Linked DNA regions of Homo sapiens: region 1 is linked to region 2. Evidence: read pairs that join two places in POLR2A ChIA-PET (ENCODE). Cell type or tissue: GM12878. All regions are shown on one strand. Links, peaks and the distances in the headings refer to the core of each region. The heading gives the core; the rest is flanking DNA. Region 1 has its middle 3.6 kb from the start of MREG. Region 2 has its middle 47 kb from the start of LINC00607.

The links. ChIA-PET counts read pairs that join two places held together with the same protein. Peaks named below come from ENCODE experiments on the same cell type or tissue, not always from the same donor. Only the 100,000 strongest peaks of a DNase experiment are listed, where the experiment ranks them.
Region 1: POLR2A ChIA-PET joins it to region 2 with 5 read pairs; 2 of 35 experiments call an interaction of 5 or more read pairs at or near these places.

What each region holds. Positions count from the first base shown.
Region 1 is chr2:216,014,952-216,019,350 of GRCh38, reverse strand. It overlaps a transcript of MREG not described here. Among named protein-coding and RNA genes, the nearest start is that of MREG, 3.6 kb to the right of the region's middle. RefSeq lists an enhancer at 3,274-3,353. In GM12878, for the core only: no CTCF peak of the experiment used is centred there; DNase peaks (open chromatin) are centred at 1,760 and 3,150; H3K4me3 peaks cover 1,328 bases; H3K27ac peaks cover 2,679 bases.
Region 2 is chr2:215,888,484-215,892,882 of GRCh38, reverse strand. No RefSeq gene overlaps it. Among named protein-coding and RNA genes, the nearest start is that of LINC00607, 47 kb to the right of the region's middle. In GM12878, for the core only: no CTCF peak of the experiment used is centred there; no DNase peak of the experiment used is centred there.

The sequences.
Region 1 (4,399 bases), core at 207-4,206, 130 kb before region 2:
TTGTACCCTGCCTAAAAGAGAGTTGTGTTTTTTCAGGATTAGCTCGCTCTCTCATCACAATTACCCTTTTCCTGCCTCTTAACCCAGTTCAGGGGACTATATGGGGTTAGTTCTGAAAGCAACAGACTCTAACACTGGTTAACTTAAGCCAAAAAAGAAAAAAAAATTAGTATTGATTGACAAGTTATGGAGTAACCCATAGAATGATGGGAGTACTAAAGAGCTAGAATAATAGATCTTGTTTCGGAAATGCAAGAGCAGGAAAGCTCTAAGCATCTAAAGCCTAGAGCAATTGTGGTTGGGTCTGCTCTTCAAGATGCTACCCTTAAAATAATTCATGCCTCAACTCCAGCTGTTTTCCAACTTTGAGTCTTTGCCGTTAAGAAGCAAATTATAGAAAGAGTGTTTGATTGGCTCATCTTGGTCACATGTCAATTTCTTGGTCACATGTCCATTTCCTGTTGAGGGTTAGGGGTGAGGGATGGAAGGTACCTTCATTGTTATAGCCAGCCTATTGAATTGGGGGCATGTTCTTCAAAGGAAAACAAAACACTGTTACCAAAAGGCAGAGTGAGGGATACTACACAGGTAGAAACAACAGACTCTATAAGGACCCTTGGCGGATTTTACTTTGGTAACATTAGTCATGCCACTCCCTAATGTGACTTCTCTGGAGAGGTGAGGCATGTTGCTTCTCTATCTTGGATCACTTGGGGTGAGTGATGATGCTTGGCTCAGAGTACTGGTTTGTTTCAGAAACCCTATTTTTTCTTTAAGGAAGACGCTACTTGTTCGTTTTTCTCTGCTGGATGTGGGCAGCTCATAAATAGACTCCTCAGAATTAAACATAACCTTCCATGCCAACACTAAATAGCTCTTTTTCTGTTTTCTTGTGTTTATTCAGCACATTTGTTAAGTGCCCACTATGTGCGTGCATTGTTCTAGATGTTGTCGTATGGCAAGGTCTGCACTGTTCTAGGCGTTGGGGATATTGCAAAGAACAAAACAAAATCCCTGCCTCCATGAATGGACCCTACATTCTAGTTCACCATTGTATTCCCAGTTCCTGACTTAATAAATTTTTGTAGAACAAATAACTGAATGATACCAGCTCATGCTATGTTGTCTAAGCACAACTTTTTGGTGGAATGTGTTCATGATGTGGCATTGGAGCTTAATTTTTTTTTTGAGGTGGAGTCTCGTTCTGTCGCCCAGACTGGAGTGCAGTGGTGCGATCTCAGCTCACTGCAACCTCTGCCTCCTGGGTTCAAGTGATTCTCCTGCCTCAGCCTCCCGAGTAGCTGGGATTACAGGCATGCACCACCACTCATGGCTAATTTTTTTTTTTTTTTTTGTATTTTTAGTAGAGATGGGGTTTCACCATGTTGGCCAGGCTGGTCTCAAACTCCTGACCTCAGGTTATTCGCCCACCTTGGCCTCTCAAAGTGCTAGGATTACAGGCATGAGCCACCGTGCCTGGGCGGAGCTTCAGTGTTTTGAATTTCTAATTTTTCCTCCCTGCCTGTGCTTTTTCCTCTAACTCCCAGAAGTCGTAAAAAAATTCTTAAAGAGAGGGGCCTCCAAATTCTACTAGTTGTTTTCAAACCAGACTGTAGAGTTTCCCCTGCTATGGGGAAATCTGAAAATAGGAGCCAGCAGGTCTGCCTTGGAAACAAGCAGCTGATGGGTCTGTGAGTCACTGATGGCAGGGGACTGCCTACTTCCCGGACATCAGGTGCCCAGAGGGCTCTTGGTAAAAGTCAGATGCTGCTGCATGTGGTTGGCGGTGTTGGCTTCAACTCAGGCAGTAGGAACCATCTAGCGCCACTCTAAAAAAGGGGAAACTTGCTGCTGCCCTGTGAATGATATCTGAAATAGGATTGTCAAAATGTGATCTCAGCTACCATATTTGAATGTGAAACTGGAGAGTTTGGTCACGTTTTTATTCCCATCAAAGTTGTAATTTATCAAGGAAATAGTGAAGGCATTAAAATTCCGGGAAGAGGAATGCTAAGAAAAACTGATCTAAAAATCCCTAAAAACCTAGTAAACAGAAGACTCACATCAGTTAATAAGAATGAGGTAGTATTAGTATACTAACAAGGATTGCTCTCCAAGACATATTATTAAATAGAAAAAGCTTGCAAATAGATGCTGCACGCCTTTTAGATAAACAAAACAAAACAAAACTCACTAACAATAACAGCACACACAATGATGCTACATCACAAGTACACATATGTGTTTATGTGTCCAGAAAAAGGTTTGTACCATATTGATAATAATGGTTACCCGGGGGGATGTGGAGGGTGGAGGTAGAAAGGGGATTAGGTTGTGGATAGTCAACAGAGGGAATCTGAGCTGTAATATTCCAATTTTTTAGAAGACTATTTCATTTAGAAGTTTTAGAACTTAAAATTAATTTTAAAAATGTTAGTAACTGTTACAGTTGGCAAACATTTGATGTGATCCTTAGCAAGGCAGGACATTAACCTCTTGATCAAGTTTGTTAAATAGATGTAGTTCTGTGGCTTTCTATAAATATCCTGTCTGAAACAAACCACATAAAAGATGCCTGTATATTGCAGAGGTACAAATGTCATATGCAAGCCAAGTAGTGCTGGAGCTGACATTTCCCCAAACGGGCCTATATTATTTGAATTTGTTTAATAATATTGAATTCTGATATTTCTTCAGGGCTTTATAAAGGTTTTAAGACTGTCTCATTTGAGTCTCACAACTGTGTTAAATAGGGTAAGACTTGTCACCTCTATTTCATAGATTAGAAAACTGAGGTTCAGAAAAATTAAGTGACATGTTTAAAAATCAAAGTTAGTAATGGGGCACAGCACTTATATTTTCCAGGAGCTGAATGCTCCAATTTCTCCATTCTCAGCAAATCCAACTCAAATAGTTACTAGTAGCTGTCAGTCCCTAGTTTTCATTTTCTTGCTAGCTGAGTTCACATTTTGGGACCCTCCTTTACCCACTTTCTATTTGAACCTAGGTGGATTATCTCAAAATCCAAAATCCAATTTCAGAATACAGTCATTTTTACCAGGGGATTTTCCAGCCAGTAGGAAGTGTGCTTTGTAAAACCACACTCAGCCTCCATCTTGGCACCAGGTGCAAGTGGTAAGCGACATGGTGTGGGCATGACAACACAGTCCTGTGCTGTCTGGTGACAGCTGGTTCTCTGTCACATCCTGTTAATGTTTCATGATGGGTCCATATCCTGTCTCCCCAGCTAAGCCAGAGGCTGCAGGGACCTTCTGTTATTTTTCTTTATCCCTTCGTAGCCTTTCAATGAATTATGTACTTGATAAGTCCCTTCAGCCTCACACTGTAGCTGGAACAGGACAAACCTATGTGTAGTAAGACACTTTTAAAAATAATACACCGCCCATGAGGATTGACACTTTCATAAGCTCTTGCTCCTCCTCCTCACCCTCCAAACCGGCTCCTCCCACACTCCTCTATCTCAGCCAGTGGAGATTCAGCCTCCAAGTTTATAAATCCAAAACTTGGGACTCACTTTTTTCTTTTCTTTTCACACCCTATTTACAATCCTTCAGCATATCCTGTTGGCTCTACCTTCAAATTCCAGCTAGAGTCCAGCCGTTCCTTACCACCTCGACTGCTACCACCCACCACCCTGGTGTAAACCACTGTCATCTGTCACCTGGACCTTTAGGATGGCCTCCATATACATCTCCCTTGACACTTAGGTTTTTCTCAAGACAGCAGCCATTGGATCCTATTACCATCTCAGTTAGACCATATCGTTCCCTCTACTCAAAAACCTCTGAAGATTTTCTCAGCTCATGTGGAGCAAAATCCAGAGTCCTTGCAATCAATGTCCTGCAACGTCCCGTGTTCCGCTATCTCCTATAACTCTTCCCTTTCCATGGCCCCCTTCTCTCTAGGGCCCCTAGAGTCCATATTCTCCCACAGGTACCCTATAGTTCATTCTCCCTCCTCTGGGGTTTTGCCCATATTCACTCCGCCTGAAATACTCTTCCTGGCGATATCATGGCTAGCTTGCTCACCTCCTTCAAGTTTTTCTTACATGTCACAGTCTCAGCGAGGCCTTCCCTGACCACCTCATTTAAAAGTGCAGGCATCACTCCCCTCCACCCAACACACACACGCACACGCACACATACACGAACACACACGCACGCGCGCGCGCACACGTACGCACGCACAGACGCACGCGCGCACACACACGCGTGCACACACACACCCCGCTCTCCCTGGCACTTCTTATTCCCTTCCCTGCCTTATTTTTCTCCATAGTACATATGGACTCCTAACATATTGAATAATACTTTGTCTGACTTCCCACTAGAACGTTTGCTCCATTAGAGTAAAGATTTGTATTTGTTTCATTCACTGC
Region 2 (4,399 bases), core at 153-4,152:
ACCTCAGGTGATCTTCCTGCGTCTGCCTCCCAAAGTGCTGGGATGTTTATTAGATGATACATTCAATAGTTTAAAATCCAGATGATATAGAAGAGTATACAGTGAAAATACCCTTCTCACCTCTTTTCCCAGATAGCTAGTTCCTGTCCTCAGAGGCAATTTGTTGTTTGTGTCTTTAGCTTACAGGCATTCCTATTTGTGCTTGTAAGGTGAAGACACTTGTTGTCAATCTTACTTAGGCAAGGAGGGTAAATAAGAGCTAGAGCATCCAAGTGTCTCAATCAGTCTTAGTCAATGCCGTATCACTGGATATGGGACTAGGGATCAGGTCTCTAGATAGCAGCAGTTAGCTTTTTTACTCTATGAGTATGCATGCCCCCTTTCAGCTCCCACAGCAGAATGATGGTTACAAAGGTATTACTTGTTACATTATCTTTGTCTCAGTTGAAATCAGTTAGTAGTGATCTATGAGGAGTAACCACTCCCATGATCATTGTGATGATCAAGTGATGAATTTCTTTTAATTATTATGTTCTAATGTGAACAAAAATGGCATCGTGGTGAGAGTTAGAGAAAGCAAATTAAACAGGAAACCATTATCTAAAGTAAATGACATTGACACAGACTCATCTTTGAAAATATACAAAAGACACACATTTTCTTCTATCAGAGGCAGTGTAACAAGAGCCCAGTATCTAAAAAGAAAAAAATAGACATATCACAATTAGCAACTGCCAGTATTAGAAATAGTGGCGGGAGGCCGGGTGCGGTGGCTCACGCCTGTAATCCCAACACTTTGGGAGGCCGAGGCGGGTGGATCACTAGGTCAGGAGTTCGAGACCATCCTGGCTAACAAGGTGAAACCCCATCTCTACTAAAAATACAAAAAGAAATTAGCCGGGCGTGGTGGCGAGTGCCTGTAGTCCCAGCTACTCGGGAGGCTGAGGCAGGAGAATGGCGTGAACCCGGAAGGCGGAGCTTGCAGTGAGCCGAGATCGCGCCACTGCACTCCAGCCTGGGCGATTGATCAAGACCCTATCTCAAAAAAAAAAAAGAAAGAAAGAAAGAAAGAAATAGTGGCGAGAGTTTATGGGTGTCCTGTGAGGAGAAAGGTGGAAGTGAGAGTTCTTAGTCGGTGGTAGCCTCTCAAATGCTCCAGTGCTCCAGTCTTCCGTCCCTTGTGTGGTCTGCTCTCACAGTGAATTAGGGCTGACTCTCTGTGACCAATAAAATAGGGTGGAAGTAACAAACACTCTGTGACTTCCAAGGCTGGGTCCTAAGAGGCTTGCAGCTTCTGCTTTGGTCTCTTGGATTCTTGCCCAGGGGAAAACCAGCCACATCTGGGAGGATACTTAAGAACCTCCACAAAGAAGAGAAGCTGAGGCACCCAACCAACAGCCAGACCAGCTTGCCAGCCATGTGAGTGAGCTGCCTTGGAAGTGGATCCTCTATCTCCAGTCAGTAGATTGCAGGTGACTGCAGCCCTGGTGGCATCTGACTGCAACCTCATGAGAGACTTGAGCCAGGACGACCTGCTGTGCCACTCCTGAATTCCAGAGCCACAGAGAAATCATGAAGATTGTTGTTTTAAGTTACCAAGTTTTGGAGCTTCTTACCCAGCATAGATAATTAATATGGTATCTGAATTGCAAATTAGTAGATAATAAGAATCTTCATGACAACTTTGAGGCAGGCATTTTCTAAAATAATATTTATTGCTCTTTCCTGATTATAACAGTAGGAAAATTGGAAAGTACAATAAAGTTGTAAGGAAAAATAGTGAGCACTTTTAACTATAAGATAAGCTCTATTATCCTTATTATACAGCTTAGAAACCCAAGATGCAGAGAAGGAAGAAACATTCCCAAGTTACACAGTCACTAAGTGGTTCAATAGTATTTGAATATAAGCCCGTTTAACTCAATAGTGTAATATTTATCTGTATTTAATCTTTAAAAAGTGGAATTAAATACTAGTGCCTTTTAAATGAAAACTGTCTGTATAGCAAAAGGTATCCCTAAGCCATGATTTCTGCTCATCTATTCATTCACAGATTCCGCAAATAGGTATTGAGCACCTACTATGTGTTAGATATTGTGCTAGGTGCTAAGGAAACTGAGGTAAACCAGAAAGACACACCTAGTGTCTGCTCTGTGGATATTACAGCATAGTGGAAGACATTGACATTAAAAAGATAAGCACACAATGAATGTAGGACATTCAAATTGGGTAAGTGCCAAGGAGAAGCTCAGTACACATAAGTGTATTAAGAGTGCCATAATTTAGATTAATGGGCCAGGAAAAGCTGGATATTTTAGTCTAGTTACTTTTTTTTTTTTTTTTTTTTTTGAGACGGAGTCTCATTCTCCTGCCCAGGCTGGAGTGCAGTGACACAATCTTAGCTCACTGCAACCTCTGCCTCCTGGGTTCAAGCAATTCTCATGCCTCAGCCTCCCTAGTAGCTGGGACTACAGGTTTGTGCCACCATGCCTGGCTAATTTTTGTATATTTAGTAGAGATGGGGTTTCACCATGTTGACCAGGCTGGTCTCGAACTCCTAACCTCAAGTGATCCTCCACACTCAGCTTCCTAAAGTGTTGAGATTATAGGCGTCAGCCACCACACTCAGCCCTAATTTATTATCTTCTGTAAGATGTAGAAGTTAGTCAATAAAGACCAGGGACTAGAGAATTCCAGGCAAAGAGAACAGCATGGGCTAAAACCTGAGGTGGGAAATTGATTGTCATATTTATGGAATCAAAGGTAGTGTCTCTGCAGAGTAATGCATGCAGGGAAGAGAAGCATGAGATTAACTGGAGAAGGGCTGGGGTCAGATCACATGTAAGACTTAGCATAGGACATGCTACAGAATATGTATTTTCTTTTAGGAGCAAAGGAACACCTGTGAGAGACTTTTAATTTCTAATTTGCATTTAAAGATTATTCCAGCTCCCGTGTGGAAAAAGGTAGAAAAGGTAAGAATAGAATAGGGAGGAAATAGCAATGAGGCACTTGATATGTTGACATTGCTAGTGAATGAGGGTGATGGGAGTGCTTTGAAATTTCTAGATGGATTGAGACTTGGTAATGGATTGAGTGTGAAGATGAAGGGACATTTACAGAAATGAGTACCAGGGTGAGTCACAGTGACACTTCTAAAGGTGAGAAAGACTAGAGGAAGAACAAATTTGGCTGGGGCATTAAGAATTCACTTTAGTTCTAGATCCTTGAGGAATCACCATACTGTCTTCCACAATGTTTGAACTAATTTACACTAAATCATTCTGCTATAAAGACACATGCACATGTTTGTTTACTGCAGCACTATTTACAATAGCAAAGACTTAGAACCAACCCAAATGCCCATCAATGATAGACTGGATACAGAAAATGTGGTACATATACACCATGGAATACTATGCAGCCATAAAAAAGAACAAGTTCATGTCCTTTCCAGGGACGTGGATGAAGCTCAGCAAACTAACACAGGAGCAGAAAACCAGATACCACATGTTCTCACTCATAAGTGGGAGTTGAACAATGAGAACACATGGACACAGGGAGGGGAACAACACGCATTGGGGCCTGTTGTGGGGAGGGAGGCAAGGGAAGGGAGAGCATTAGGACAAATACCTAACGCATGTGGGGCTTAAAACCTAGATGATGGGTTGATAGGTGCAGCAAACCACCATGGCACATGTATACCTACGTAACAAACCTGCACATTCTGCACATGTATCATATGTATCCTAGAACTTAAAGTAAAATTAAAATAAATAAATAAATAAAAATAAAAAAAAATTCACTTTAGTATATTCTGATTGTCAATTCCATAGTGCTTGGGCAAGATCAAAGAATTTGGCCAGTCCTTGGGAAAGGATTTATATCCTGGTTCTAGTCTGACAGCAACCAGCTGCTTACAGATACCATCTCTCAACTGTTACCCAAGTACCTCGTGCTTTTCCTTCCCTTATGATCTTATGATTAAGAATCTCAAACTGTGGATAAGGAAACATGTCACTAGTTAGCACAGCTCTGGCCGGATACCCCTCTAGGAGTCAATGAGTTGCTGCTAACCACATTACAGCAGTCACCTGGAAGTCTCCTTTGAAGAAAATGCCCCTGTGCTTTTTCTTTTTGGTCACTGCCAAGGGAGTAGGGGATTTTCTTCTTCAAAGATCATGGGTTTGCTATAAAAATCTTTACTGTTCCCTCCTCCTTGGCATGTTGTCTCTGGATGTTTTCAGCATAAAACATACTCAGTTAAGTGGCTGAACACAGAACTCTTTCATTACAGCGTATGTGAATTTTAGGTAGATAGAACACTTATTACTGTATTTAGCTTCTTAACATTGCTTGTTCCAAAGAGATACAGGTATGCAGATTTCTGAATTCAAGG